Linked DNA regions of Homo sapiens: all the other regions are linked to region 1. Evidence: read pairs that join two places in POLR2A ChIA-PET (ENCODE). Cell type or tissue: CD4-positive, alpha-beta T cell. All regions are shown on one strand. Links, peaks and the distances in the headings refer to the core of each region. The heading gives the core; the rest is flanking DNA.

The links. Peaks named below come from ENCODE experiments on the same cell type or tissue, not always from the same donor. Only the 100,000 strongest peaks of a DNase experiment are listed, where the experiment ranks them.
Region 2: POLR2A ChIA-PET joins it to region 1 with 30 read pairs; 13 of 35 experiments call an interaction of 5 or more read pairs at or near these places.
Region 3: POLR2A ChIA-PET joins it to region 1 with 22 read pairs; 9 of 35 experiments call an interaction of 5 or more read pairs at or near these places.
Region 4: POLR2A ChIA-PET joins it to region 1 with 68 read pairs; 13 of 35 experiments call an interaction of 5 or more read pairs at or near these places.
Region 5: POLR2A ChIA-PET joins it to region 1 with 11 read pairs; 9 of 35 experiments call an interaction of 5 or more read pairs at or near these places.

Annotation. Positions count from the first base shown.
Region 1 is chr18:3,060,741-3,067,139 of GRCh38, reverse strand. MYOM1 (myomesin 1) reads left to right here. Exons shown (of 38, transcript NM_003803.4): 38 at 1-333. Among named protein-coding and RNA genes, the nearest start is that of LPIN2, 51 kb to the right of the region's middle. RefSeq lists enhancers at 5,698-5,827, 6,195-6,399. In CD4-positive, alpha-beta T cell, for the core only: a CTCF peak has its summit at 3,986 (motif pointing right); DNase peaks (open chromatin) are centred at 3,989 and 5,149; H3K4me3 peaks cover 1,410 bases; H3K27ac peaks cover 1,583 bases.
Region 2 is chr18:2,981,807-2,988,205 of GRCh38, reverse strand. The region is part of intron 1 of LPIN2 (lipin 2); the gene reads left to right. LOC124904236 (a long non-coding RNA gene) reads right to left here. Exons shown (of 2, transcript XR_007066268.1): 2 at 2,796-3,132. Among named protein-coding and RNA genes, the nearest start is that of LPIN2-AS2, 18 kb to the right of the region's middle. In CD4-positive, alpha-beta T cell, for the core only: a CTCF peak has its summit at 2,352 (motif pointing right); DNase peaks (open chromatin) are centred at 2,405 and 3,195; H3K27ac peaks cover 128 bases.
Region 3 is chr18:3,127,090-3,133,488 of GRCh38, reverse strand. MYOM1 (myomesin 1) reads left to right here. Exons shown (of 38, transcript NM_003803.4): 17 at 1,993-2,114; 18 at 3,970-4,257. Among named protein-coding and RNA genes, the nearest start is that of MYOM1, 90 kb to the left of the region's middle. In CD4-positive, alpha-beta T cell, for the core only: CTCF peaks have their summits at 3,819 and 4,019 (motif pointing right); a DNase peak (open chromatin) is centred at 4,028.
Region 4 is chr18:2,991,921-2,998,319 of GRCh38, reverse strand. The region is part of intron 1 of LPIN2 (lipin 2); the gene reads left to right. Among named protein-coding and RNA genes, the nearest start is that of LPIN2, 18 kb to the left of the region's middle. RefSeq lists enhancers at 1-5, 76-175. In CD4-positive, alpha-beta T cell, for the core only: a CTCF peak has its summit at 3,568 (motif pointing left); a DNase peak (open chromatin) is centred at 3,569; H3K4me3 peaks cover 362 bases.
Region 5 is chr18:2,968,381-2,974,779 of GRCh38, reverse strand. The region is part of intron 1 of LPIN2 (lipin 2); the gene reads left to right. It overlaps LPIN2-AS2 (LPIN2 antisense RNA 2), which reads right to left. Exons shown (of 3, transcript XR_001753322.2): 3 at 4,671-4,752. Among named protein-coding and RNA genes, the nearest start is that of LPIN2-AS2, 4.6 kb to the right of the region's middle. RefSeq lists an enhancer at 2,029-2,178. In CD4-positive, alpha-beta T cell, for the core only: no CTCF peak of the experiment used is centred there; DNase peaks (open chromatin) are centred at 2,449, 3,349 and 3,769; H3K4me3 peaks cover 2,095 bases; H3K27ac peaks cover 3,200 bases.

The DNA of each region.
Region 1 (6,399 bases), core at 1,525-5,524:
CAGGTCTTTCACTCATATAAAAAAGCACCAACTAATGACACTTTAATTGTTTTTCTTTATCTACAAAATTATGTGTTAAGAAAATACCATTCATAGCATGAAGATTAGGAAACAGTTTTAAGGAGAAGACTTGAATGAAGTTGGAGGGACATTGAATGATGGTCAGAGGGCAGACGAATGTGTCGTGGGGCGAATTGGGATTTGCTGCAGCTGTGAAGCCATGGCCGTGTCTCGTGTGTTGTTACAGAGGTGATGTGCTTTTCGACGGGCGCCTCGTGGCTTGGAACCTCCTCTGTATGAATAAACAGTTTTCACGTCTGTCCTCTTCCCCGACACTGTTTCTCAAATTCCTGCTGTTTTGCTGCTAGGTTGGGTGGCTTCTTGGTGCTTCTTTCTCAACGCGTCTTGTGCCACATCTTCTGATTTAAATTCCTTTTGGTGAAAGCAGTACCTTGCAACATGATCAGATAAGTCGTTTGAGCTCAACGAGGTTCAGGGGTGTGAAATTACACGGCCACTGCACATCTGGTGGCTTACCACACAATCAAGCCAATTCCATTAATAAGATACACAAGGCAATTGAATGTAATGTGACAATTACATGTGATAAGATGGTGTGAGGCGCCTCCTGCCAGAACTGGAGACTAAGGGCCCACAGCTAAGAATAAAAGGTACATAAGAAGCCTCATTCTGAGCTCAGAGAACTGCCAGCTGTGGAAATTGCCACTCCCTGAGGGGTTTGCTGAGGGTCAGCATCCCAGCAGCAGCTGTTGTAGAAAGTTTTGTCCTCCCCAACCCCAGCACCACACACACACACACACACACACACACACACACACACACACATAACACACACCATTCTAGGAAAATCGTCATGGTGTTTTTTTCTGTTGGGTGCAGTATCTCACACCTGTAATCCCAGCACTTTGGAAGGCTGAGGCGGGAGGATTGCTTGAGTCTAGGAGTTCAAGACCAGCCTGGGCAACACAGCGAGACCCCTCTCTACAACAAATTTTAAAAATCAGCTGGGTGTGGTGGTGCCCACCTATAGTCACAGCTACTTGGGAAGCTGAGGTGGGAGGATCATTTGAGCCTGGGAGGTCAAGCCTGCAATGAGCCATGATGGCGCCACTGCACTCCAGCCTGGGCAACAGAACAAGACCATCTCATAAAAACAATTTTTTCCCCTTCTTTCTCCTGCCAAAGGTAGCGGATGAGACAAGAAATTTCCTTATACAGTTGGCAGGGGCTCCTACACACCCTCTCCTTTACAAGTTTAAGGCTGGAAATTGCTTCTCATCTGACTGTGGCCAATCCACTTGTCCAAACAAGTGCTGGATGCTGCTGCTATGACACTGAACACCAGGCAGGAGCCAGATGCTGTGTTCTCACTCCCAGATATGGCAAGGAGATGAGCTTCCCAAGGGTCAAGCGGACCCCATGGAAGGTGGCTGGCCATGAGCAGTCTGCGGTTCTGCCTGCCTCAGTAAGAGGGCTACATCTGAACAAGCTGACCCGGAAGGAAACTGCCAGTGGGTGGACACCTGCTGGGGAGCTAAAGATGGGAGGGTGGCGGGGTGGGGGTGGGGGTGGGAAAGGTTCAAGCGGCGGCAGACCTCCCATGCCAAGGGCCAAGGGCTGTGCAAGCGAGAGGCCCCTAAGACTCTCCGAAAAGCCCCCACCACACCCCTCAAAAAGCCAGCAACAGAGCTCCCAGTGTCAGAGAGGTGAGGTTTCTGCAAGCAGCACCTCCCACCCCTTCCCTAATTTCCACCTGCTGGATCCCAGACTGGGGAGAAAGCAAGACGGGTGTTGAATCAGGTGGAAACAAAATTTTAAAACAGTGTATTCCAAATTCTGAAATTGTGCAAAAATGTATGAAATCAAAGTGTGCCCTAAGACCCCTGCGCCCAGCAGAGGGGTTTGCTGGGACACAGCAGCAGTGAGTTGGGGAGATGGCTTTTGTGTTCGGAGCTCCATACGCTGAGATTGCTCAACAAAACAGCTATAAGAATTATTTCAGCCATTATTATGACCAAACTAAACCAGTGACCTCAAGATTTAATAGCTTAGGTAAAAAGCTGCTATTTCTACAGGGGAAAATAGAACTGAAACTATAGATCCATCACTTTAATGGTGCCGAAGATACTTTGTAACACATAAAAATTTATGAATCTGTGACCTGGTAAATGTGAAGTAGTGGTACTTAAAGGATCAACTTGGAACACAGAAAAGACCATTCAGAGTTTACTTCAGTTTTATAAAATTAATATATAGGCTGGGGTGCAGTGGCTCACGCCTGTAATCCCAGCACTTCGGGAGGCCGAGGCGGGCGGATCACCTGAGGTCGGGAGTTTGAGACCAGCCTGGCCAGCATGGAGAAACTCCATCTCTACTAAAAATACAAAACTAGCCGGGCGTGGTGGCACATGCCTGTAATCCCAGCTACTCAGGAGGCTGAGGCAGGAGAATTGCTTGAACCCAGGAGGCGGAGGTTGTGGCGAGCCGAGATCTCACCATTGCACTCCAGCCTGGGCAACAAGAGCGAAACTCCATCACAAAAAAATTAAAAAAATAAAAAAATTAATATATATATATATATATAATAGTCAAGTGACACATTTTAAAACCTAGATCTTCCTAAATTCTTGAAGTTCAACTTTAAAACATTATTTTTCCATTTAAAAATCTGACTATTGAAGAACATTAAGTTTAAGGCTGCTTTTTATAGCATAACTTAATTCCCTTTAATTTGTTAAGCTTTATTTATAAATTAATATATTTTCTCTCCACTTTAAGGACTACTATTGTCTGACTTAAACAAAACTGTCTCAAGAACTTAAATAACTTTATCTACTAAACTAAGTATATAAATACAGAAAATTTGGAGTTTTCATAAATATTCTCATATTGTATATAAACCTAGTAAGATGAACATAAAATCACAGTCAATTAAACATTTTACATTGGAATCACAAAGCTGGAGGCTGGGTGCAGTGGCTTACACCTGTAATCCCAGCACTTTGGGAAGCCCAGGCAGGAGGATCACTCGAGCCCAGGAGTTTGAGACTAGCCTGGAGAACATGGTGAAAGCCCATCTCTACAAAAAATCCAAAATTAGCTGGGGGTGGTGGCACGAGCCTGTAGTTCCAGCTACTCGGGAGGCTGAAGCAGGAGGATCGCTTGAGCCTGGGAGGTCAAGGCTGCAGTGAGCTGTGATTGCACCACTGCACTCCAGCCTGGAAGACAGAGTGATACTCTGTCAAAAAAAAAAAAAAAAAATTGGACTTAGTCACTAGGCTAAGACATTTCAAGTACATGAAAATCAAATATGCACAGCCTACATAATGCAGAAATACTAATTTTTGCCTAGATATAGCCTCTAAGATCTGGGACTGGAGTTTTAATACACATGCCAGAATGAGAGATGTAGACCTGGATTGTTCAAGGTAGTGAGTTGGTACCCAAGATGCCTGCACAAATCTGAGATGCACAAAGAGTGGCTTAGTCAAAACAAAAATGGGAATAGTAAAAATATCACCAACTGACATAGAGAAGCTATACAGAAGCTTTCCATCTGCCTGGGGGCGGTTCTGGATGGAAGAAAATTTAATGGATTCCTCAAACTAGTACTGCATGTTTGTGGGGTGCAAATTTACAGCACCACATGGTAACAATCTCAAGCCAAGAATTCCCATAAAAATGGTCGAGGTCCGGGGCCTCAGGGAAGCAAATGCAAAACTACGCTAGACGGGATTCTCTGTCTGCCCACAAAGGATTACTGTTATGGAAATTGTCCTCCCACCATGAACAACTAGAAAAACAGGCAAAATATCAAAACATATGGAAAAATAACCGTTTAGGGCATTGGCCAGCAGATGTGCAGGCCCAAGATGCCTGAGAGAAGGGGAAAGTGATGAGACACCTGTGATTGCTCCAGCTTCTTCTTGCCTAGACAGAGTGCTCAGGCTGCAGCCCAGCAGGGGGAGCCTGTCAGTCTCATTGAATTGAGGGGACAGAGACTGAGGTTCAATGAGGCGGGGTCGTCTAAAATGTATGAGAAAGAATAAGAGAGAGAGGAGAGTTGCACGAAGACAGGGTGCTGGAGGCTGCACATGCTCTTTGGCTGAGTACTATTCAGCAAATGCACGGGAGAAAGAAATCTGGAAAGCCTCAGGCCAAGCAATTCTTGGAGCTCACGCGGGCTGGAAACAGAGTCCGTGTCCACCAGCCGGAATGAAAAGACTTTGTAATACGTGGGCCTCGGGTAGAGTCCTCAGAAGTTTCTCCTCCATAGTGGGGCACTACTAAGGTGAGAAATTAATCCTGGATTAAAAACTCCTCTGGCCCCACCCTAACAGAGCTTAAAAGCAAGCCTCAAGAGGATCAAATATCTACAACAAATCGAGTGTCAGAACAAGGTGCAGCGCATTTTAAATGAACACACTGGCACGGTCTCAGGTGTTCATTAGTTCTGTTCTGTGGGCCTGCTTCACATACCCACAGCAAGATGTTTAGATAAAATACTAATACATCAGTTATATGGAGGATTACAAACTGGATACATAGTGACCATCACATCACAGCCTCAAATATTTGCATTTTGACCTCTACCTTGGGCTTTAGAGATAAGATTATGTTTAAAAAACAGTCTTAAGTTATTTAAATTGCTTCTGAAGAATCAACTGATATATGTAAATGAAAATCTCAATCTCTAAAATGCACACCAAAGTTTCCAAAATTACTTAGCTCATACTTACTAACATCTAAGTGCATTTTTTACTTTTTTTAGAACATGCTTTAATTGTAGCCCAGCATCAAGAAGGCATAGTAGACTTGTCACAAAGCTCAGACACACACACTGTGGTTACTCAGACAGTCCATACTCCCTGCTACTCACTTTTGAGGATGAATATTTACATTCCAAATGATACACAACTAAGTTTAATTTAAAACACTTTGGAAACAAAATAGGCACTGTTTGCAATAAATTATGAAGGTAATGCTCGCCTCCCCTGGGGTTGAGTTTCTACAGTTTCCTTCTGTGGTTTCTTTCCTCTCGTTTCTGGTTTTAGAAGGTTAAGGGCATAACCTATCAGGCCGGGACTTCAGCCTGAGGCGTTACTAGTGCCCATGGTATCACACAAAAGCCACCCACTCTGCTTGCTAAGAGCTGGTTCTAAGCCGGGAGAAAAGGTGTTACATTGCTGAGCCAAACTGAAGCCAAGTGTTTCCTTTCAGAGACGAGGGGGACGTGTCCCAGAATCAGAGAGTGTTTTATTACATTGACTCTATTTTGGTTGTTCCAGGGCTCATCTTAGTTATCTAAATGTCCCTACTGAATGCACCCATAGTTGCCCACAGGAAGCCTCTCCAAGGAGACCCCCATGCCAACTGCAGTACATATGTGAATGCTCCCTCCATTTCCTTGTTCTTTACAGCTTAATATTCCCGGCTAGAAAGAGCTAACCAGTTCTCGGAACCCTCTTTGCTCACAGGCTTCTGTCAGTACAGGCACCTCTGGTTCATAAGCTTCCCACGCAGTCCGGAGACATTCTCCAGAATTTCACGAGAAGCGTGTGTCTTCCTTACACACTCAAAACCAGGAGCTGAATTGCAAGGAGGCATTTGGCTTCATGAAAGTGAAGACTGTGCAGAGAAAGAAGAGAAGCAACTCGTTGCGGGGGCAGAATCGAGAAATCTGAAATCCTCCTCTCAGGTGAAAGTTTCAGCAGCACTGAAGTACAGATGAAAAAATAATGAAAATGAAACCAATTCCTTGTTTTCATCTCAAAACAGAAAGAAAAAACAATTACCTCTACGTCATTCTATTAAAAACACGGGGCATTGCCTGGGCACGGTGGCTCACACCTATAATCCCAGCACTTCAGGAGGCCAGGAATTTGAGACCAGCCTGGGCAACACAGAGAGTCCCCGTCTCTACCAAAAACAAAAAATAAAAATAAATTAGCTGAGCATGGTGGCACATGACTGTAGTCCTAGCTACTTGGGAGGCTGAGATGGGTGGATGCTTGAGCCCAGGAGCTCGAGGCTGCAGAGAGCCATGATCGTGCCACCACTCTCCAGGCAGGGCAACAGCAAGACTCTGTCTCCAAAAAAGACAAACCATAAGATACCATTTCTTCCATTCATTCATTCATTCAACAAATATTTACTTGGTGTGGGTCAGGCCCTGTTCCCCCAGGCCCTTCTGACCTGCCATGGTAGAAAGCCCTCTGTCCCTAAAATTCCTGCCTTTTTGCCAGGTTTATGTCCAGCACAAGTGGAAAATCACCAACAGCTTTGACCTCTGAACAGACACTGCCGGAAGTCATGGAAGTGAACTGGGGTGAAGAATTGGTTTTTTCCATCTCACTCAAGTGTGGCAGGACAGTTGCT
Region 2 (6,399 bases), core at 874-4,873, 78 kb after region 1:
CAGGTTGAGGAGCATGGAAGTTTGAAAAAGAACCAGAAATTTGGAGAGAGAGCTGACCACAGAAACAAAGGAGGGTTGCCAGATTCTGTTGGGGACCCATTTAAGGCTACAGATAAGTAATTTATACTGTTACCCATCTGGCCTGCTGGCAGCACTCATGATGATTCTTTTTTTTTTTTTTTTTTTTTTTTTTGAGACAGTCTCTCACTCTGTCGCCCAGGCTGGAGAACAGTGGTATGATCTTGGCTCACTGCAACCTCCGCCTCAGCCTCCTGAGTAGCTGGGATTACAGGCGTGAGCCACCACACTCAGCTAATTCTTGTATTTTTAGTAGAGATGAGGTTTCACTGTGTTGGCCAGGCTGGTCTTGAACTCCTGACCTCAAGTGATCCACCCTCCTGGATTCTAAGTACACTTAAAATTACAGCAGCCGTTCGTTTCTATAGATGGAAGAAGGTGGCAGGAAGAAGAGTAATTACTAAGAGTAATTTACTAAGTAAAGCTGATTACAAATATCTTTTAAATAAAAAATTTTTAAGTAATTGAAAGAGATCACAGCAACAGAATAATTTAAACAACCATCACCAGTTTTTCAGGTGGTCGAGAAAATCTTGAATTAGAACTGTTGTGAGGAACCAGCTATGGAAGAGAAAATTGGAGTCAAAGATGGACCTGAAATGTCCACGTGGAAAAAAATAAGTCAAGGAATGTGAGGATGAGGGGTTCCTACATGATGCCGATACATTTTGTGATAATTTTCACTTATATTTTCTTTGGATTGTCTTAATGATATAATCAACTCTTGCTCACCTTATTTGTTGTTTGTTGCTGTTTTTGGGGGACAAGCTTTAAGCTATCTCACTTTTTGATCTGGAGTATAGGAACCCAGCACTGGCTTCTTCCAGCACCTTCACTTGGCCTCAGTGTTGTGATGCACTGAGCCACCCCTGTTATTGTGAGTCTATAACAAGTAATTTGTTTCTGAAAAGATTAAAGCACTACACTTTGAAAATTATTTAGTGTTTTAAAATTTGATGATAGTAAGACTTGCATTTCAACAGGATTTTTTGAGTTTGAATGAAATGGGGGTGATATAACCCCAGAACAGAAAATCGTATACCTAAGGGTGTCATCACTGTGCAAACTGCTATTCAGAGGTGAAATGGGAGAAGAAAAAGACATTTAAACAGAAACAATTAGGCAATTAACAGGCCCCCTCTTCACCCCCGACCTCCACCCCTGTCAAGCAACTGAGGCCTCAGGAGTCCTGCCTGAGCAGAACAGAGGGTTTTCCATTTCTTTTGGCTTTATTTTGTTGAAAATGTTGTCCAAAAGTTGTGACACAAGTCAGGCCATAATTACTCTGATCCTAAATTAGGCTGTTCAGCTTTACTCTCTTAATGTTCAGATGCACTTGACTGCTACAGCCAGGCAACTCTCAGTATTGTCTCTCTTGTCTCCAAATAGTGGGTAAAAGCTTGACCTCAAACATTTGTGTTGGAAGGGTTAGACCGCAGAGGTTGTTTGGTCCTAAGCTCCTTAAACTGCGATGTGTACACTGAGCATCCTCTAATTCTTACAGTAAATGTGTTGCATTAACCTTTGAACTTGGAAGAAGAAAGCTTTGGCCAGTTAGTCTTTCTTTTTTTTTTTTTTTTACATTAAAAAAATAGACTTATCACAATAGACTACAAAATGTGTGAATTTTAAAGATAAATGACAAGTCTTCAAAGAAGTTTATCTTTGGGAGAGTCACTTTAAGCTGGGCGTCTGACCTCAGGAGACCCTCCCTTGTTTTTTCTCTTCTGTTCCTGGAAAGATCTGTTTGCATTTGGTTATTCACTCACAGTTCAGTGAAATTGCCAGCCACTAGCTATCTTGTTTAGAATTTTGAGATTATATGAGGATATTATGAAACACTGGAACTTGAGTAAACTATATAACCATTACCCAATGAGCAGTTAAACTACAAATGTTTGAAAAACCCAAGAGTGGTAGCAAGAGGAATTTTATCTTGGTTTTGAATAAAACGTCAGTCCCTTTGGGGTTGTTTTCATAAACAGTGAATTATAAGTGATTCCATTTAGGAGAAGAAACACTTCATATGCTTTGGTGTAGATGGTGAGAGCCATTTGGCTCTAAATGAAAACATTTGTTTCAGGTGAGCCATGGTCCTTTACATGTTCCCTTTGTCATGAGGAGTCTTGAAAATGCAGAAATGCACTTAGGTTCTTCACTATAGAGGAATTCCGGTGGGTATTATGAAATTCTTTGTAATTGAGGTTATAAAATATTTTCATGATTTTTTAATAATCAAAACTTAGTTTTGTCACATCTTCATTGGTAATCCAGGAGCAAGGTGTTGTGTTTCCATAGTATGGCCACTGGGGGGGAGTACAATTATTTTCATGTTTTATGGTAAAATAACATGCTTGTGGTGTAAAGGTATTTCTGTTGAACCAGCTTAGTACAGCTTCAGATAAGCAAATTCTAGCTAGAAAGTTTTAAATAAATCGTTATACCCTCTTAAAAAGCCCTGTATACCTAGTCTTACATACTTATGGGATTAGTAGTAGAAAAAACAAAAACAAAGAAGGTATATATTTTACTTAGCATCATTAAAGCTGTGGAATCTGAACAGGATTCTGTTTTTCCTAACTAGCATTTTAGCTTTGTTTCCCTAAGTTAGACTATTTTTTTTTGAAAGAGTTAAGTCTTGGGAAAAAGACTTCCAAATTCTATGCACTTTTTAAAAAAAAGATCATTGAAGATGTTATACAAAAGTAAAAAGTAGCTTTTTTCAGTAGTCATTTATTTTTATTTTAGCCTGTAGAGAAAAAGTTTGACAATACAGTAGCGTTTTCCTTTGAAAATCATAGGGATGATTAAGAATTGTTGGTTGTGATTTTTAACATTTATCCATCAAGACTGAAAAGTGCCACCTTGCAGATGGTGGGGGTGGAAGCAGAACTTTGGCTACCAGCTTTGAAGGTCAGGGTGATCCACAGGTGGCCATAGGAGGAAACTTTAGGTGTGTGCCTGTTGGCAACACAGATGTTTAGAAAATGAGCTCACTTCTGATGGGTCCATAGTACATGTTCCTTGCAGTCAGGACATTCTGGGAGTCATCAGCTAAAACAAGGAAACAATACAAACACTATCAGGAAACCCCCAAATGACTGGCTTGGGTGCCCCACCTGTTGTGTAAGCTGCATTGTAGGCAAGAGTTGCTGAACAGAATTCTACCCGCTGACCTCTGCCCTGCTGGATCTCCACCACGCCTCACTTGCTAAGCCTTTGCTCCTACCTCTTGTCAGCCTCCTCCTGCTGATCCCCAGCATGTTCTTTCTTGGTCTCTGCTTGGCATAACACAAAAAAGCACTGAACCAGAAACTGGGGGGCTTCTTCTCCCTGGCACCTTTGCTGACCAGTTGAGTGACATTGGGCTAATTGCCTGACCTCTTTCTGGGCCTCAGTTTCCTCACATTTAAAGTGGATATGGTTTTTGTCTTTCTTCTTTCCACCCTCCTTACAGTTTTCCCCTTCTCCTGCTATCCAGTTGAATATTTTCTCATCTCTTCTACATTTTATTTCCTCTGCCCCTCTAACTTTTCTTTTTTTCACCTTCTTAGGTTTCTCTTTAATCTCTCTTTCTCCTACTAGCCTCCCCTTCTTGCTGACCTCTGGCTTCTTCCATTTTTCTCCACCGGCAGCACCCCAATATCCGGTTTTTATCACTACCATCTGATGCCAAGGATCCTGAACTGCAGTAGATCATGGATGAAGAGATTTAAATTTTTATTCATTGCATAAAATTTAGGCCAGAAAAACCTAAACAATTCTCTTCTGGAAGTAGGAGTTTGTGTACATGATGTGTGTTGAATTAGATCGCAAGTGACTGGGCACTTTGGTGTACTGCAGGTCCACGATACTATGCTGGGCTAGAAGGCAAGCAGGAAAACATGCTGCATGCAAGATAAGTTTTGCCATTTCTAATTTTGGTGAAATTGGTTTTTAATTCTGCCACTTAATGTTTTTATTATATGAACCTTGGTGATATGTTACTGTATTAAGCATCACCAGACACCTATTACTTGGTCAAACATTTGAAAATTTTGTCTTTTGTGAAGTTTAGATGCAGAGAAAAGGGTTTAATGTGAAGGTTAAATGGATGTGGATCAGCTAGTATATTGTTGATGAATTAACTAAATACTTTAAAGGAATGATGAACAATCCAGTTGTCCTCAGTTCTTCCTTACCTATAACTTGCCTGAATGGCCTTTTCCCCACCTTGTTCTCAAGATTGTCTCGGGGCCTTAGAGCAGCATTGTCCAATAGAAATATAATGTGAGCCACATGTGTAATTTCAAATTTTCTAGTAATCACATTTTAAAAAGTGGGAAAAAAAAAACTAGGTAAAAGTAAATGTAATTTCTTATTTAACTCAGTATATCCAAAATATCCTTTAAACATGTAGTATATATTAGAAATTATGAGTTTTTTTATTCTCTTTTCATTCTTAGTCATGGAAATCCAGTGTGTATTTTACACTTGGAGCACATTGCAGTTGGTACTGGCCTGATTGCCATTGCTCAGTAGCCACACGTGGCTAATGGCTGTTTGTGATGAACAGCACAATCCTAGACAATGGTATGAAAAAAACAGTGTATCTTAATTCAGAAATCTAATATGTTTGTCCATGTGAGTTGTGTGTTTGCGGTTTTTAGAAAAATTCAGTTAAAATTACTATGTTTTGACTTACTGAGAGCTGCCAAGGAAATACCAGGAATGTTTTAATTTTACAGTGTTGCATTATCATATTCTTGAAATTAATAAATTCTGCTTGTTATATACAGTACTGAGCAGGATATCTCCCAGAATTGTGAAAATACCTTGGGTCACACCAGTCTGACAAAGGAAAAGTGTTCAGTAGTTGGGCTCTTGGAGGCATGTAATCTGGCTGACTTTGGGAAGCTCCCTGCTGCTCGGAAAATGTCTGTAAATTACTTCCCTTACATGATTAGCTTATGTAAGATCACTCTCCATATGTGTAGTAGCTGTTTTTATTTCTAAAAAATGAGGATGTGATTGGTTTAGAGAATCATTAACTCAATCCCTGTCCTGTGTGATGGAAGCTGCAGTGGCCATCATGTGATTGGGCAGGTCTTGGTGCCTATCAGTGTAAACACATGGCACAACCTGTCCCATGCCCCTGCTTATCTCCTTTGGGGAGAAGGGGTTGAGGTATTTTGAGCAAATCTCATTGGTAAACTTGTGTATGCATTGCTTTTTTTTTTTTTAAGAACCATTTCCTTTCAGTTTTAGCCATATAACTGTGTCTGCAAGCAGTTTGTACTCAGTTTGTCAAGAGAGCAGCTTTCTGTTTTGATTATATACCTTCATCTCTGAAAAAAGACATGCTAGTTAAATTTCAAGATGTTTTACTTAGAAGATGACAAGGAAGATGAGGTGGTTTGTAAAGGCTCATTAAGTAAAACTCAAGATGTTTACCATGACAAGTCCCCTCCTGGTATCTTGGTGAGTTACATCTCCCAATGTCCCTGCTCCCTTCGCTGCTTGCTCAATCTGGACACTACTGAGAGACAAGGGGATGGCATCCACCAAAAGAAAAAGACTAATGCCCTTTCTTAGGAAAATGTAATGTTGTAGTGAATTTTATTAACTTCTAAGTGTTATGTTGAACAGAAATCTTTGGCTACCTGCCCTCCTGCATTTACTATGCCATCTTTCTGCTATCTCTATTCGTTGTTATTTAACAAAAGACTTTTTTTTCCTAGGAAAAAAATGAAGTTGCTGTTTTAAACTGAGAATTTTTAAAAATTATGTTTCAAAAATAATATATTTGGTTTCACATTCTCTTTGCATTTAAGTGTAGTAGTAAAAATCATATAAAAGTGTTACAGTTTTTGTTGGCCTAGTCATAATTTTTGGAATGGTAAACTAATATTTTGAAGCTGACGTTGTATTTGGATATATGAGAGTGGCTGCAGTTGCTTTCTTCTGTGATCATAAACAAGAATTTTTGTAAGCTTGAAGTATGTGGGGAAAATATAAATTGTATGAACTTCTTTAATCCAGAGTTTTCTCTCTTGTTACAAAATATAACTTAGAACAAGTTATGTAAGCTTAGTGTAAGTCCCAGAAATCTGCATTAAAGAAACAAAATCAAGTGACTTGAGGACAGTGTAACTCTACCTGTGGAAGCTTTCCTTTAAAAATAATAGGAAGGAAACACTATTTTCAAGGTTATTTTTTAAAATTAAGGATGGATATTTTTATGAAAACAAGCATAAAATCAGTGAGACAAAAATTAGTTTCTAAAATCTGTGGCTCATAACTTGATTTTAGTTTTAAGGTTATACAAATGTTTATTATCTT
Region 3 (6,399 bases), core at 2,254-6,253, 66 kb before region 1:
TCTTTGTATTTGTTTCTAATGGGGAGAGGGTTGGTTTCTTCCTTGCTTTCAACTATTTTATCAATCAGCTTTGCACATTGATGGTGAATTCTGATCTGCACCCAGACCAGAGACCAGTATGAGAGGGGGATGCTGCCCTCCCAGAAATTGTCAAATAGACTCGTTCGGCAGCTTCTGGCTTGGATCACTTCTCAGTCCGAGGACCCCAACAGAATGAGTTGGTTTTGCGGAACGTGAGAGAGTAGAGATAAATGATTAATTAGGGAAGGCAATATGTTTTGCAAGAGATTCATTTAGCCTGTTGGTGTATTTCATTTTTCCTTGGAGTTACCCAGCATTTTCCTGGGACTATTCAGAAATGCTGGTGGTGCGTAGGCAGGAGCTGCTAGAGGGCAGGCACCATTTTTTGTTCATCTTTTGTCCACAGTACCTAACTCAGTGTCTGGAACACCGAGACCCCAATAAATCTTTGCTGAAGCAAAGCTGACTCTAAGGACTGAAGGGCTGGCCTAGATTATGGCTCCTTTGTTAAATACTTGAACATGCGAATAGTCATAGATTCGTTAGCAGACCTGTTATTTCCTCTGGCTGCAGTCCTTAGGATGGATTCAAATGTTACAGTGATTCATGAAACAGCTATTTATAGCCATAATAGCTATGAAAAGAGTTAGGTTGTTTTTATGGATGAAACTTCCCATGGATTCACACCTCATTATTGAATCTTCATATCTAAATGGTAATTCTAGAATCCATTGTTCACCTTATCTTCAGATTCTATAGTAATTTCCCAAGTAAGTACCTTCCTTGGCATGCAGCGAGACAGTGACTAGGCCTCTATGACAAGGAGCCACCAATGCCTTACAGCCATAGTTATATACCTAAAATAGTCATTGATCATATTATTAATTGGGTATTAGGCTTAATACCTGGGTGATGAAATAATCCGTCAACAAACCCCTGTGACACGAGTTTACCAATATAACAAACCTTCCCATGTATCCCTGAGCCTAAAATAAAAGTTAAAAAATATATATGAGTTGGCTGGGCTTGGTGGCTCTTGCCTGTAATCCCAGAACTTTGGGAGGCCGAGGTGGGTGGATCACGAGGTCGGAGTTCAAGACCAGCCTGGCCAAGATGGTGAAACTCCATCTCTAGTAAAAATACAAAAAAATTAGCCAGGCGTGGTGGTGGGTGCCTGTAGTCCCAGCTACTCAGGAGGCTGAGGCAGAGAATTGCTTGAACCTGGGAGTTGGAGGTTGCAGTGAGCTGAGATTGCACTACTGCACTCCAGCCTGGGCAACAGAGCGAGACTCCGTCTCAAAATATATATATATATATTTTAGAGTATAACTCATATATATATATATATACACACACATATATAATAATAATTTTAGAGTATAACTCATATATATTATTATATATGTATATATTATTATTATATATACATATATATAATAATATTAATACTAATAATTTTAATACTAATTATTATTTATTAAGTACCTCATATATGCCAGGCCCTATATAGGTACTTTATATACTTTATAACTAACCTCTACATGAAAATTATCATGTAAGCATCATTATCCCTATTTTACTGGTGAGCATTTGGGGAAGACCAGGGCTCCTCATTTTTTGACAGAGTGGGTTTAGAAAAGTGCCTTAGTTACCTTCTTGTCTAAAGTATATATATTACCTGAATCTTTCTACATCTTTTTCTTCCTTTAAAAAATGAATTATTAGCTGGGCATGCTGCTTACAACTGTAATCCCAGCACTTTAGGAGGCTGAGGTGGGAGAGAGGATGGCTCGAGGCCAGGAGTTCAAGACTAGCCTGGGAAACACAGCAAGACCCCATTTCTGTTCAAAATAAATCACAATAAAAAAAAAAGAATTGTTTTCATAAAGCCAGATCCACTCCATTAAGCTAACAATCATCTTCCTTAATCTTCCTCCTAGGAAAATTTTTTAAAACTTGTTTTCCTTTTAGATTCACTTGTCATGGATTAGTGACTGGTCAGAGTTATATTTTCCGGGTCAGAGCAGTCAATGCAGCTGGACTTAGTGAATATTCCCAGGATTCAGAAGCTATTGAAGTCAAAGCTGCTATTGGTAAGTTCCTTATGCATAACTGTATGGGGGAAAAATGGATTTTTCTATGTTAGAAAGGAAGATACCATCCTCTCCAGAAATTATTTAGCTTCCAATATTGCTGGATGATTGCATCCTTAGATGATCATTTTCTCTGACTCTAGGTGATGTCTAACCTTCCATAGCTGCCATTTTACAGACCTTCATCACTTATCCAGATTCTGTGCATCCATAGCCTTTTCATCTTCACGAACCCAAGTTTCCTCAGATATTTCACATTGTGTGAAACTCCATTCTAACTTCATGCTCATCCTGGGACTGTGAAGGGCCATTCCGATTCCATGAAGTGGTATATCACCCATAACACAGATCATCTTGTCCCTAAAAGCCATTTGGTCTATGCCAGAGCCTGGCTTGTTTTTGCTAACAGAACATTAACATGCTTCTTATAAACCCCTCTAAAATTCATGCAAGGCACATGTAATTGCTTAATCATATGTTTCATCTTTGCTTGCAAAGTAACCAACAGAATAAAACCAGTAATAAAGTAATTATATGTGTGTATGTGATGTACCTCCCAATCTTGGATAAAGTAGAAAAGGGACCCAGGTGGTTAGAAACAATACAAATAATATTTGTGGGCTGAGCACGGGGGCTTACACCTGTAATCCCAGCACTTTGGGAGGGAGAGGCAGGCAGATTGCTTGAGTCCAGGAGTTTGAGACCAACTTGGGCAACATAGTGAAATCCCATTTCTAAAAATAACAATAAAAAAAATTAGCCAGGCATGGTGGTGCATGTCTGTAGTCCCAGCTATTCAGAAGGCTGAGGCACGTGGATCACTTGAGTCCAAGAGTTCAAGGCTGCAGTGAACTATGATCTCACCACTGCACTCCACCCTGGACAACAAAGCAAGATCCTGTGTCTGAAATAAATAAATAAATAAAATAAAATTTATTATATAGTAACGCATGTTTTTTAAAAAGCTGATTTAATATTGATTGTCTTCAGTTAGCATCTCATATAGCTTTTTCATATTCCTTATAACATAGGGATCGGGCACAGTGGCTCACGCCTGTAATCCCAGCACTTTGGGAGGCTAAGGCGGGTGGATCACTTGAGGTCAGGAGTTTGAGATCAACCTGGCCTACATGGCTAAACCCTGTCTCTACTGAAAATACAAAAATTAGCCGGGTATGGTGGTGCATGCCTATAATCCCAGCTACTTAGGAGGCTGAGGCACGAGAATTGTTTGAACCCAGAAGGTGGAGGTTGCAGTGAGCCGAGATTGCGCCAGTGCACTCCAGCCTGGGGGACAGAGTGAGACTCCAAAAAAAAAAAAAAGAAGAAAGAAAACGAAGGAAGGAAGATTCCTTATAATGTGAACCATTCTAAACATGTCTCTTTGAGGTTGAGAGGTACAGACCATTACTATTGTAGTACTGCACATAATTCGAGGTGTTATAAAATTAGGATCTTTAATATGATGTCTCTTGTGCACTTTATAGTCCTTTTTTCATTCTGTTGAATAATAGGGCTTACATCTCTCAATATTTGTGTCTAAGATTTGCTTTTCCTTATATATACTAAAAGCCCTTTGGGTTCTGCAAATCGAAATGGTTCCTATTCTATCTTTGGCTTCTTTGTTCTCATTTCTTCTTTTTCCAGAATACGGGGAAGGTGAAATGTTCCTTGGCGTATATTGTGTGAAATGTAGTCTTTCCATATTTCTTGCAAATGTGAGCGATTTTCTTTAAGCCAAGACTGTTTTTGTTCTGCTTGTGGTCCTAATGTTTTTCTCTTTGTTCTATCCTATAAGAGCAGCTGATACTCTGTCCGGGCTCAATGCGTTTCTGTTGTTGTCTGGCAACTGTAGGGGGAGGAGTGTCTCCAGATGTGTGTCCCGCACTGAGCGATGAGCCTGGTGGACTAACCGCCTCCAGGGGGCGCGTGCATGAAGCCTCCCCGCCAACCTTCCAGAAAGATGCTTTGCTTGGCAGCAAACCTAACAAACCTTCACTACCCAGTAGCTCTCAAAACCTGGGCCAAACAGAAGTGAGTAAAGTAAGTGAAACAGTTCAGGAAGAGCTTACCCCGCCACCACAGAAAGCGGCTCCTCAGGGGAAAAGTAAGTCTGACCCCCTGAAAAAGAAGACAGACAGAGGTGAGAGTTGAGAAAGGGAAGCTGTTCCATCCGTCTCCATCACTGTCCTCACCTCTCATCGTCTACATCACATCCTTCATCCATGTTTGCTTTCATCAATGTCCATTCTTATTGTATGTGTTTTCAGCTAGCCATCTGAAATGTGTACTTTCATCTGATGACTTGGAAAAGTAATTGTCTATGGGTTTGGCTTGTACACATCATTTTGGGTGCTTAATGATGCTAGAATGTTTCAAGTAATTTGGTTATAGAGCCTTTCTTGGTTTGTCAGGCAGATACACCTCTGGCCTGATTTTGCTAAGAGAATTCGATGTGAGAGCAGGACTTGGTACTGCTAGCCTGTGTGAGGTCCTTTGAAATAGTCATGTTTGGAACATGTAGAGGAGAAAGATCTCACAAAGAAGGTGACATCGTACCAGGGTCATAGTTGTTACCTTCTTGCTCATCCTCAGATTATTAAGCGATTATTCACATTTAATTTAAATAGTTTGCAAGAAAAATCAACACTGGAAAATTAAATACTTTAAGTGAAAAAAGTATATAAAAAGATTAAAAATTTCTAAAATAATAATAATCTAAATAGCTACTTACCTACTACTTTTTGAAATGAAAAAAGAAAAGAAAAAAACAGCTATAAATATATCTTTGAGTTACCATGAAAAGTTTAAAAGTTAAAATTATAATCACATATAGCTATATTGTATGATATATGATCCTCATTCCCAGAAGTGATTTATTTAAGATGATTTATCAGTAGGCTAAGAATGATCTGATTAGGATATTTGGTACCTGTGGCTAATATATCCTAGGAGACATTGTTTTTCCTATCAAACAACAATGAACTGAAGCACATGTGCTGATAAATTTTTAAATGCCTCTCATCCAGTTCTTTTTTCTAACCCCACCCCAACTTCTATAACCTCCTCTGTTTTATGACACCTTTCTTTGTCCCTCAACTCGAGAGGAGATATTCATTTGAGAGCACATATTCAACAATGCTCTGAAATAGAGGGAGAGAGAGAAAGCTTTTTTAAAATGTGAGGAATAAAGGAGGTTGGTAAGTGGAGAAGAGATAAATGTATTTTATTTTAAAAGCCTTCATTCTTCTGATACTCTTTTTGGGTAAGAATGAGATAGTTTCTTTATCTCCTATAATCCAAATAAACATTCAGAAAATTCTCTTCGATGTTATTGCATATCTAGATGTATTTCTTTCCACCACTTCACCCCCTCTCTTCATTGAAAACTGTAATTTCAGTAGTTGAGTGAAAAGCTGATCAGCAAAGCCACATAAATGAAGGAGGACTTTTGAAATATCCTCCAGATATTTTTCTAGCTAAGCACTGATAAACATGGTGACAGCTGTATAGTATTGTACCACATGAAAAATATTCCAACATCAGATTAAAAATAATGTGATAAAAGTATTATACACTAAGAGAAAGTCACATAGCAGATTGTGTCTGTTTTTTAAAAATGTTTTCTAAAGCTGTCATTTAGCTGAGCTCTAGAGTAAATTTTTTTCTTGTGTGCAGACAGAGTTGTGTAGTTGTAAGGTCTCACAAGGGTAAGTGTGCCTGAATGGTGAAAGGCTAACCATTTGAGAAATATATGGAAATTCTGGGCCAGGTGTGGTGATTCACACCTGTAATCCCAGCACTTTGGGAGGCTGAGGTGGGTGGATCACCTAAGGTCAGGAGTTCGAGACCAGCCTAGCCAACATGGTGAAACCCTGTCTCTCCTAATAATACAAAAATTAGCCGGGCATGGTGGTGCACACCTATAATCCCAACTACTTGGGAGGCTGAGGCAGGAGAATTGCTTGAACCCAGAAGACGGAAGTTGCATTGAGCCAAGATGGTGCCATTGCACTCAAGCCTGGGTGACAAGAGCAAAACCCCAGCTCAAAAAAAAAAAAAAAAAAAATATATATATATATATATATATATGGAAATTCTGAATAAGCAAATTGCAGCAGAAATTGATATACACATTCCATTTTCATCAGGGAACAAATGAAAACTAAACCACATAAAGAAACAAAAATTATACCTTGGGAAAAATATTTCTTCTTATGGGGAAAAGAATCATTTTCTTTCAGGGTATTGTACCATTTTGCTAGGACAGGTTCATTTTATCTTT
Region 4 (6,399 bases), core at 1,662-5,661, 69 kb after region 1:
TATGCAAGTCAGCTTGTGATAACACACTGGTGCAGCCTTACTTGGCATTTGTTTTGCAAAACTACTTAAAAATAGCCTAAATCTGAGTGATTGGTGGCATTGATTGCAGCAGTGCTGTTGGTATGGCCACAGCCTTTCCCTTTACCCAAGTGTCCTCCCAGAGCCAGGAAAGGGAGGTACCTCTCCTTACGTTTCTGAAGATTCCATTGTGGTCCCAGTGGGCACCATGCAGAATTTAATAAAGCAGGGCATGAAACTTGAGCTGTGTTTTGATTGACATTGGGAAAGACTCCTCTGCAGAACACAGGCACAGGGTGCCTGGAGCTGCCTGGCACTGGAAACTCTGCCTCACGGTCACCATGTTCTGTTTAACTGAGACAAGGAGACACTTCAGGCACTTCCAAAGGAAACAGTAGGGAAGTAGTGAATTCATGCTTACCGATCTAGCAGACTTCCCTCTGGGAAGCTGGGGGACTGCATCCTTGAGAGCTAAAAGCAAGAAATTGGAGATGTTTGAAAAACTAAGTCTGTGGCATGGGGGGTAAGGAATCCTCCTGCTACTTCTGTGACATCAGCTAAGTAAGCTGATGAATTGGTGACTTTTTGTTTCTTTTTGAGTTATACTGCTTTTAGTAATTATGGAAGAGCCTGCTCTCCCCCCACAGGAGTCATTAAACAATGATTGATGCCATATGTAAGGTTTGTGAATTGTTTATGCAGCAGAAGTCACCTTTTGATCAGAATTGGGGCACTGTCTTGGTTTCATTGTGGCACACTGCAGAGTTATAGGCATAGTGGCCTGGTACTCTGATGATGTCTTGAAAGTGACTGCTATAGCTTTGACTTCATTAATGTTCCTTTGAATTTGTTATGTTTAGAAAAATACAAGCCTCTGCCAGGTGCAGTGGCTCATGCTTGTAATCCCAGCACTTTGGGAGGCTGAGGAGGGTGGATCACATGAGGTCAGGAGTTCAAGACCAGCCTGGCCAACAGAGTAAAACCCCATCTCTACTAAAAAAAAACAAAAAACAAAAATGAGTCCAGGCACAGTGGCTCAAGCCTGTAATCCCAGTACTTTGGGACACCAAGGCCGGCGGATCACCTGAGGTCAGGAGTTTGAGACCAGCCTAGCCAACATGGCAAAACCCCGTTTCTACTAAAAATACAAAAATTAGCCAGGCGTGGGGGTGGGTACCTGTAATCCTAGCTACTCGGGAGGCTGAAGCAGGAGAATTGCTTGAATCCGGGAGGTGGAGGTTGCAATGAGCCGAGATCACGCCACCGCACTCCAGCCTGGGTGAGGGAGTGAGACTCTGTCTCAAAAGAAAAAGAAAAATACAAGCCTCCAAAAATGAAATGTACATATTTATGATGTGTTGATTCTGGCACCTCTTATGCAGAAGTTTACCATTAGCAAATATAGCAAACTTGGTGCCATTGGCAAGGCCTTTGTAGAACCAAATGATGCTTTATTTGGAGATGGTGGGATGTGGGTCTGTTATTCTGGGATATATATGATACTCAATAGATAGATAAAGATATTGGTCGAGCGTGGTGGCTCACGCCTGTAATCCCAGCACTTTGGAAGGCCGAGGTGGGTGGATCATGACGTCAGGAGATCGAGACCATCCTGGCTAACACGGTGAAACCCCGTCTCTACTAAAAATACAAAAAATTAGCCAGGCGTGATGGTGGGCACCTGTAGTCCCAGCTACTCGGGAGGCTGAGGCAGGAGAATGGCATGAACCTGGGAGCCGGAGCTTGCAGTGAGCTGAGATGGCGCCACTGCACTCCAGCCTGGGTGACAGAGAGAGACTCTGTCTCAAAAAAAAAAAAAAAAAAAAAAAAAAAAGATATTTTCCTGGGAGGTAAGCATGTAGTCATATCTTTTCTGCAACGTCACCATGCCTGTTGAAATGGAGAGGTTGGATGATGTAATTGATGGACATTATAAAAGAACCAATGTAACACTTTTATTTTTGGGATGAAGTCTTGCACTGTCACCAGGCTGGACTGCAGTGGTGCGATCTCGGCTCACTGCAACCTCCCACTCCCGGGTTCAAGCTATTCTCCTGCCTCAGCCTCCCGAGTAGCTGGGATTACAGGCATGCACCACCACGCTCAGCTAATTTTTTGTATTGTTAGTAGAGATGGGGTTTCACTGTGTTGACCACGATGGTCTCAATCTCCTGACCTCATGATCCGCCCGCCTCGGCCTCCCAAAATGCTGGGATTATAGGTGTGAGCCACAGCGCCCGGCCGTAACATTTTATTAATAAGTCTTAAGTTTGTCCATAGAGCTAATTACCTCTAATTCTTCAGTTTTGTCCTCCGTTATACACATGTAATAAGGAAGCTTGGTACCCTGCTTAAAAAATGTGACTGTGAAGGAATATGACCAGAAACTTACACAATGAAATGTACTTTGCACTTTAGGGACAGCATATACATTTCATCTATGCTGTCATTCTGGAAAACATTTTGAAACACCCCTTCCTTTTTAAATTGCTTTCAGAGTCTCACAGTGTATCCTTTTATCCCCAGCGGTGGAAAATCTTTACCCTTCAAGGTAGATTAGGTTTTTGGAAATAGCCAGAAGCCATTCAAAGCAACATCTGATGAACCACGCATGTCAGATGAATCATATTTACTTTTGGAGTATAAGAGTTCTGTGACTATGTGGTATTGACACTCATTTTTATCCTGTGTGGCACCTAAATTAAATTTAAAGATAGTTCTTTCAGGAAGAAAGGGGAGCCCTCATGTCATGTTACACAGTGGTGTATCAGTGGAATTAATTTATTGTAGCCTTCAGAGGTGATTGATTTAAAAGACAATATTCATACTAGAGTGTAGATGTGACTAAACAGTTTTACACCAAAACTTGGAAGAAGAGAAGACACTGGGGACAAATAGGCTGAAGAGTGGGGTTCAGTTGGATGAGTCTTAAGGCATAGGGAAATGGTTTGGGAAGTTAAAACATGCAAAGAGCTGATGATTGAAGCATTTAGATTTAGAAAGTCATTTGTTTTCCTTTCCAGTGTCCCTCATTATTAAATAGCTCCTTGATGGCTAGAATCCTATCCTAACAGTCATCTGCTAAGCACTTACTGTGGCATAGGTCTTGGAACTATTCAGTTCATAGTTCTTTTTTAATGAGAAGAAAAAAGAAAACTAGCATTTATTAAGCAGCTGGTGGTTTCCAGGCACCACCTCATGGGATCCTCACAGCAGTCCTACCTGACAGGTGCTCTGAACCCTGCTATATGAAGGGGGCCTGTGAAGCTTAGGTTGACCTGAAACTGAAGAAGGTTCCATCCTGGAGGTCTGTATCAAGTGGGAGAGCTGTGGTATAAAACTCCCTGTCTAAATTCAGCCAAGTCATGTGCTTGCCGGCCCACCCCTAACATGTTTGTGGGGACCCAGTCAGAACAGGCTTATCAATACAGGGCCATATACCATCTGTTTAAACCAGTGGTTCTCAGCTGCAGACAATTTTGCCCACACACCGCCCCCACCCGCCGCCGGGGACATTCAGAAATAACCGGAGACATTTTTTTGGCTGTCACCACTGGGGAGGGTGCTACTGGCATCTGGTGGTTGGAGGCCAGGGCTGCTACACTCCTCACCTCCCAAGCAAAGAATTATCTGACCAAAAATGTCAATAGGCTGAGAAAACCTGTATCTAAACTATTAAAAGCTGTAAATCCAAAGAAAAGATAAATGTTCGAGGGGATGGATATCCCATTTACCCTGATTTGAGCATTACACATTGTATACATGTATAAAATATTATTATATGTCCTCCCCAACTATGATATATCATTAAAAAATTTTTTTAAAGCTATAAATCCAGTCACCACCCCCATGGCCCGGCCTCCATGGCCACCAGTGGCCCTGCAGAAGCCTTGTCCTTTGCCAGCTGCCCTAGGGAGCCTGACCATAGGTCTGCTGCACACATCTACACTGACCAGGGCACAGGTCTGGGGCAGCTTGGCTTGTGATAACCACCTGTTCCTTTAGCTAAATTGTCTTCAAAAAACTTTCCTAGAGGTCTGAAATGAAGAAGAAAAACACTTACTGCCTTTGTATTTTGGGTTTATGATACACAGAGCCTTCTAAAGTGCAGGACCCAGGACTAAAGGCAGTATTGGTACCTGAGATATTACAGGCACTGGGCAAGTTCTTGAATGATAGGCGTACATTTATGTACAGTCTGTACTGCTTCATTTTAAGGGCTGTTACTGTGTGGTGTAAGGCTAGATTGAGCATGTTTTAACTACTTTGGCTGGGAAGTAATTGACTTTTTCAATACCTGTATGCTCTCATCTTTCAAATAGCAGTGTGGTTTAGAACCAGAGGTTTTTTACTTGGGGTCTGCAGACTAACCATAGAGGGGTTCCATCGGATCCTCAGAGCACAAATCTGTGTATGGTTGTGTCGGTATACATGTATGCTGCTGGTTTGCATGTTTTCTGTAAAGAGGGTATATTGCAAAGCTTAGTTGGGTTCTCAGAAATGAGAATGGCACAAACTACTCATGGGCTATATATATTCTCTAGGGTTACTTCTAGATGTTTAGAAGCTAAGATTAGGAATTTGTGTTGAGATCAGAAGTGGATTTGTTGTGGTCCAGTGTAATTTTTGACTGAAGGAAGAAGCTCTCTGTTGTGTGTAGGTATACATAAAATGAAAGTTACACGTTAACTTTTTGTTGAAGTTATTGCTGTGGAATCACCAAGCTCGTGGTAAAAACTAAGTTGTGGGAAATACTTTGCTTTCTACTTAGTAGAGTTGAATGCTCAGAAAGCCATAGTTTTCGAAATGTCAGATTGTTTTACCTAGAAGGATACATAGAAATTATCTAGAAATTCACTTTTTGGGTGAGGAAATTGAGGGTTAATGATATTCAGTGAGTTGTTCAAATAACCTAGGAAGTTTGTAACAGTATAGGAATAGAAGATGATATTTATAGCCAAGAACAAATATATTCTCATTTTAAACTATGGACTGTATTGACATTGCTTTACATTTCAATTAGAGTTTTATTGCATAATTTTAATTCCTATTTTTCTTCTCCTACCTTTTTTCTTTCTTCTTTCTTCTTCTTTCTTCTTTGTTCCTTTCTCCTTTCTTCTTTTTTCCTTCTTCCTTTCTTCTTTCTTTTTTCTTCCTCCGTCAGGGTCTCGCTCTGTTTCCCAGGCTGGAGCGCAGTGGTGCAATCATGGCTTACTGCACACTCAAGCTCCTGAGCTCAAGCCATCCTCCCACCTCAGCCTCTGAGTACTACAGATGTACACCACCACACCTGGCTAATATTTAAATTTTTTTTTTTTTTTTTTTTTGAGACGGGTCTCACTGGCTGGAGTGCAGTGGTGCTATCTCAGCTCACTGCAAGCTCCGCCTTCCAGGTTCACGCCATTCTCCTGCCTCAGCCTCCCGAGTAGCTGGGACTACAGGCGCCCGCCACCAGGCCTGGCTAATTTTTTTTTGTATTTTTAGTAGAGACATGGTTTCACTGTGTTAGCCAGGACGGTCTCCATCTCCTGACCTCATGATCTGCCCGCCTCGACCTCCCAAAGTGCTGGGATTACAGGCATGAGCCACCGCACCCGGCCTAAAGATTTTTTATAGAGATGAGATCTCACTACTGTATTGCCCAGGCTGGTCTTGAACTCCTGGAACTCAAGATCTGCCCACCTTGGCCTCCCAAAGTGTTGGGATTACAGGTGTGAGCCACTGTGCCTGGCCCCATTGCATAATTTTCTAATTGTAGTAAGATTCAACCATTTTTGAATGTATGATTTCATGGTATTAACTACCATTTACTATGTTGTACAACCATCACTGCTATTTCCAAAATTTTTCATGACTCTAAACTCTGTAACCATTAAGCAATAACTCTCCATTTCCTCCACCTGGTAACCTCTAATCTACCTTTTATTTATGAATTTGCCTATTCTAGATATTTCACATAATTGGAATCATATGACATTTGTCCTTTTGTGTCAGGCTTATTTCCTTTAGCATGTTTTCAGGGTTCGTCCATGTTGTGGCATGTATCAGAACTTCACTTGTTTTCATGACTGAATGATATTCCATTGTATGAATATAACACATTTTGTTTCTCCATCTGTTGATGGACAGTTGTGTTGTTTCCACATTTTGGCTGTTGTGAATAATGCTGCCGTGAACACTGGTATACAAATGTCTGTTTTCAGTTCTTTTGTGTATGTACCTGGGAGTGAAATTGCTGGATTATATGGCAATTCTATATTTATTTTTTATTGTATTATACTTTTTTTTTTTTTTGAGATGGAGTCTCACTCTGTCGCCCAGGCTAGAGTGCAGTGGCGCTATCTCAGCTCACTGCAACCTCTGCCTCCTGTGTTCGGCAGT
Region 5 (6,399 bases), core at 921-4,920, 92 kb after region 1:
GCTCAACTAATTCTTCTGCCTTGGCCTCCCAGAGTGCTGGGATTACAAGTGTGAGCCAACGCACGCAGCCTAAAATGGCAATTGGAAGGGGTAAGTTAGTGCCCTCTCCACTTTTTCCCCCATCATCTCCCTGTAACTAACATTAGGAAGAATAATGAGTAAAACATCTGAATTACAGCTTATGTAATTTGTTGAGGATATACAATGTTTAAAAAGTTAAGACCATGAGAAAATGAATTTGAATTTTCACCAGTATAGAGGTGAATTTACATTTTAAGCAAATCCCACATGTGAAAATCCAAACTTAAAAAACAGTTACGTTATTTTACAAAGGAAGGATTTCTCTAATAACAGGCTCCCCCAAGGACACTGAAGATTCCTTAAAAACAATACCAGTAGAAGCCCAGGCGCGGTGGCTCACGCCTGTTAATCCCAGCACTTTGGGAGTCTGAGGCGGGCGGATCGCGAGGTCAGGAGATCGAGACCATCCTGGCTAACACGGTGAAACCCCATCTCTACTAAAAAATACAAAAAAATTAGCTGGGCGTGGTGGCAGGCGCCCGTAATCCCAGCTACTGAGGAGGCTGAGGAAGGAGAATGGTGTGAACCTGGGAGGCAGATTGCACCACTGCACTCCAGCCTGGGCCACAGAGCAAGACTGCATCTCAAAAAAACAAAACAAAACAACAACAACAACTAAACAATACCAGTAAAATCAACTTTGTAAAAAGATATCTTAGCAATCCCGTTTTAAAATATCCAAATAAAATGAAATTATGTTCACACAAATGCCTGTACACAAATGTTTATAGTACAGAATGAGCATCCCTAATCCAAAAATCTGAAATCCAAAATGCTCTAAAATCCAAAACTCTCTGATGCCACAAGTGGAAAATTCCACACTTGCCCTGGTGATAGGTCCCAGCCAAGATGCAGTTAAAGCTTTGTTTCGTGTGCAAAATTAATTGAAAATATTTTCTATAATTACCTTCAGCCTATGTGTTTAAGGTGTATATGAAACATAAATGAATTTTATGTTTGGACTTGGGTCATTATGTATATGCAAATATTCCAAAATCTGAAAATATCCAAAATTCAAAACATTTCTGGTCCTGAGCATTTTGGATAAGGGGGATACTCAACCTGTAGTTTTATTTGTAATTGCCGAAACCTGGAAACAACCCAGATATCTTCTAGCTAGTGAATGGATAAACATTTGATACATCCATGCAGTGGGGTACTACTTAACAGGGAACAGACTACTGATACATGCAGCAGTATTGATTAATGTCACGTGGACTGTGCTAAGCTAAAGAAGCCAGAATCCAAAGGTACATACTGTATGGTTCTATTTATATGATATTCCAGAGATGGCAAGACTAGGGACAGAAAGCAGATCAGTGATTGGCATGGGTGGGGAAGAGGGATTGACTCCAGATGGGTTTGGGCATTTTGGAGAGCAGTCTGATTGATCTGTATCTTGATTATAGTGGTGGCTACAGCAATGTGTGGTCACAGCTAACAACTGTACACTACAAAAGGGTTAATTTTCCTGCCTGTAAAGTGTATGCTTTTTTTTTTGTTTTAAGAAAAATCTATTTTGAATAGTTCAAGGTACAGCTATTTGTAATCTTAAAACTTCATAGCTAAATTGGCATGAACATTTAGCTGGAATTTTTTCTGTGCTGATAGGTATAACCATTACACAAAGGTTAACTTAAGTAATAGTTTAATATCTTTCATTATTAATTATAAACAGAATGTTGAACTGATTACAGTTCTTAATGATTTTACTTATTGCATTTCTCTCTATTTGCCAGTCAGGTTAAATGTTCCCTGTAACAGCATCTGTCACCTCATGTACAGAGGTCAAAACTGGGCATATTTTAGCCTTGATGGGAACAGACAAGAATTAAATTATCAGAAAGTTTCATGACAAGGTTTTATTTTCATTTTGGGAAATGAAGGGAGAAGCATTAAAGAGAAATGTGGGAACAGGAACCATTTAGTTTTACAGAGCTATGATAGTTTGAAACAAGTTTGGCCATGTGAATGTTGTCGGGGCTGAGGAAGGGAGTTGGGGCCCCCTTTTGAGGGTGCTGCTTACCGTTTTAGGATCTCCTTAAGCCACACATGTTATTTTGAAATTTAACGATAAAATTGAACACTAGTTTTTCTTGCTCTGTACCAGGTTCTATTTCTGAAGAAAATTAATGTTCTGGTACATTATTGAGCACAGGAAAATTAAACTATTGTTTCCAGCCATTTTCCTTAAAGGCTGTGCTCTGTAGCATAATTATATTGGGCATTTTCGTAAAAGTCAGCTGACTAGTAGAAGATGGATAACTTTGTGGTTGTGTTTCACTTTGTTTTCTGTAATAATGCAGTTACGGCACCCTTGCCCCTGCCTCGGCTGACTTCACACTGACTTCCTCTGATGACCAGCAGTCTCTGCCGCGAGTTGCTGCTGCGCTGCTCAGTATTCTCCAGAATGATCTACTTGGCTGTCATTTGTTCTCACGGGGATATTTTTAGATTTACCCATCCTGAGGCGGTGTCATTTTTGTCACTGACATAGACTAGATTTATGCAAGTTTTTCTCTGTGAGGTCTTCAGCAGCTTCTGGAGGAAAGTATTGGTCTGAACACATGGGCATTGCTTTTGGGACTTTGGGTTAACTTCCACCATGGATTTCTTTTCTTTGTTTTTGTTTTTTTGTTTTGTTTTGTTTTTGATATGGAGTTTCACTCTGTCGCCCAGGCTGTAATGCAGTGGCGCGATCTTGGCTCACTGCAACCTCCACCTCCTGGGTTCAAGCGATTCTCGTGTCTCGGCCTCCTGAGTAGCTGGGATTACAGGTGCCCACCACCATGCCTGGCTAATTTTTGTGTTTTTAGTAGAGAGTTTCACCATGTTGGCCAGGCTGGTCTCAAACCCCTGACCTCAGGTGATCCACCCCCCGCCTCGGCCTCCCAAAGTGCTGGGATTACAGTCGTGAGCCACCGCACCCAGCCTGTTTTTTTTTTTTTTTTCCAGTGCATGGTTATATGTATCTTCACTTACCTCTTGAATTTTACTCTAAGTCAGTGAGATAAAACGCAACACTGTGTATATTTCTCCCTCTCCTTGCTGATTCTGTTCACTAGGTCTTGCATTCATTCATTCATTTATTCATTGGTCCATTCATTGATCCAAAACCACTTATTAAGAACCTACTATTGCTAGGCACTGTGCCAAGCTTTCAGGAAGCAGTGAAGCTTGCGGGACTTTTCTCTTCCTTACCGGAACTCAAGAGTTTGAAGGTAGCCTAAATGTTCATGCCGCGTGGTGGGTGCTGTGGTAGGGAGAGGGCAGGGGGCCTTGGGCACTCACAGCAACAGATCCCATCTTGTGACCTCTGCTTTCTTCTCAGCCGCTGAGCCCACACATCCTCCCCTATCATCTTTTTGATCTTTGCCTTTGTGCTCTGGGGATTCACAATCTGTTGTGGATGTACGTTCCTTTTTGATCCCACTTCCTCCTTACCCAGGGAACCTGAAACATCCTTGCTCCTCTTACGAAATACCAGATTAAGATGAAAACTGGTATTGGCTTTTGAAGAATTGTCCAGAAAATTATTGGGCTGATGACTGGGGTGGGTAGAAGATGGGGGCTGGTAATTTTTGAAGATGAAATAGGTGATGTTTATGGTCCTTCCTTAAGTTATACCTGCTGAAAAGCTGAAGTAGACACTGTCGTTGAGTAAAGGTCTGGGCCGCCACTCGGAGAGAGGGTGCATTGCTATACTGGGAAAGCGTCTTCCCTTTTCTGAGCCCTACTCAGTCCAACAAAGCAGTTCATCTGTTTATAGAAAGTGAGTGTGTTGAAATCATCATAGTGAAGTGAACTCAGTGAGCAGAAGTCTGAGCTTTCAGATTCCCTCAAAGGAAATAACATGGTGACAGATCCAAAAATCCTAATTTAAAACTTATCAGCCCTGAGAACTAAGCTTAAGGCCAGCTTCATATTTTCTCATTTTTAAAAAATTAAAAATTTTTTTCTCAACAGATTAAGTTGTTAAGTAGCATAAAGTGTTATCTGGGTTATGTTTGAAGCATGTTCTTGCTAGTTTTGCCAGGCTGATATTTGCAGGAGGGTGTTTTAGGGCTCCAGGTGGCTTTATCCAGTCAGGATCTAGCCTGTCTGATTTAAGTCCTCTGTTGGCAACATTGGAAATGGACTCTGAACAACCACGCAAAGAAACTTATGACTGGCTCATCGTTCAGAGAGATGCCAAGAGGGCAAGAGCCAGGGCCACCTGGGGTGTCAGTGTTCCAAGCTGGTGGGCCTTCTGCATCCCATCTCAGGTAGCCCAGCCCTCCCAGTCTTGGGTGGCCTTGGCTCTCCATATACGTTTCATGAATATCTGTTTGGGCCAGATGTTTCCCACCCCTGTCAGCCAGCAGATACCAAGACCTGGGTCCCGTATTATAGACATGGCTACTGGGGGCCCACCCTTGTGTTTCGGTGCCTCTCTGAGCACTGAAATCATTGAAATCCAGGGAGCCCTGTTTTTACCTTCAGATCTAGCCATTGCATTATGTGTCTGTTTAAATTCCCAAACAGAAATATTGAATCAGAAAATCCCCTCTTCTTACGTATCCCAAAGGTTGATATTGAGTAATATTTGGTTGTAATTGTGGAAGGGGTCCTTAGGCAAGCAGTCTTCCCAGGCCAGAATTTCTGAGTTTTTTCACAGAAGCACTGCCAGTTCTAGAATTTAAGTATCATAAAACAGTCAGGTCAGCTGTCATTAAAATGTCTAAAATTCTATTACTATCTATTGCTTCCACTTCTGATCCACACTTATCAGACCTTGACATCTTTATACGACAGGATGTGAACTTGAGCCCATAACAACTTAGTCTTCATAACAAACTTAATCAGGCTTAAGAGGAGAAAGTTCTTGCAACAGAGCCTAGAGTTAGTTCCCAAACTTGGGTGTCTGTCAGAATCGTGGGTAACAGATTTTTAAGACCTCATTTCCAGCTTTTTATGTAGTAGGTCTGGGTTGGGGTTCATGAGCGTGTATTTGTTTTTATCCCCCTTTCCCGTATTTTTCATGAATGAACCTACATTCTTAAGCACCAAAACTTGCTTCTATTGCAGGCAGTCCAAGGACCACTCTTTGAGAAATACTGACCTAGAGTGTGCTCCTTGCCAGTTTTCCTCATTTAGTGGGGAAAAAGAAGTTAGATATAAAAACCTCCCTGACTGCGACTTCAAACAGTGGAGGTGATGGGGTTGCTCTGATTTAGAAAGACAGAGTTTGTGATCTACGGGGAATTGACTAGAACCTCAGATCCTCCAAAGCACACCTCATCCTGGCTAAATCTCATTCTCTCAGGAGGGAGTCCTCTGAGGCCCAACACCAGCTCAGAACGATTCAAAAACTCCCCTGTACTTTTTCTCTGTAAAAGACAAAGGACAGGACAATTCCCAAGGCTCAGAGCCTTTGTGTAGTCAGTTTTCTGTTGAACTGATTTTGGAAGTAGCACAAAGTAGCAAGAGCTCTTACTTTTACATGGAACTATGCTTCCCTAACCTGGCTCATCTTCATAATTAGTTCTTAAGCTTTAAAACAGTCAGAAATTTGCATTTTTTAAAACCACCCAGAATGATTTTCATGTACACAAACTTTTGAAGCAGTGTGGTAGTAAGTAGTGTTCTTTAAGTTCAACCTTGATAGGAAGTTCCCCACCAGGTCTACTCTTTTTATTTCCATATCTCTAAGTTGGTTCATGCAACAGTCATCAAGACTAACTGATTCTCAGCTCCCTGTGTGTGTCTCTTCTACCATAGAGCTGTGCAGTCTCTTGCCTGAATTTGTTGTGGTGACTTCTGGAGTAGTCTCTCTGCCTTTAGCTACCTCTTCTCTAGTTCATCCTCCCCCTGTGACCTAATCCTGTCGCTTCCCTGAACAGAAGAAGCACTGATTGCACCCATTGCCCACATGATAAACTTGCACAGGGTCAAAGGCCTTGTGGCATCTCACTCTTGTCCCTCAAACTTAGCACACTTTCCCATAAGCTGTTCTCTCTGCCTGGGACTGCCCACTGGGAACCTTCCTTCCTTAATCTGTTCAGCCCTTTACACATACTTGCACTTCTAGAACAAATATTTTCTGCTGCTTGAAGCCTTACCTAACTCTCCCAAGTAGATTTTTTCTCTTTTTGTTCTCTAGTCTTCCTAACAGTCTCCCAAATAGCATTATCATAAGGGATTATATAAGACAGTATTTGTTATATCTCTTTCAAGAACCAAGGTCCTCTGAGAGAGGATGAGGGCAGAATTTTGTTTATCTTCATAAGGACTTACTGTAGTGACTGGCATGAAATAGGTGCTTAATTTTGACTGTGT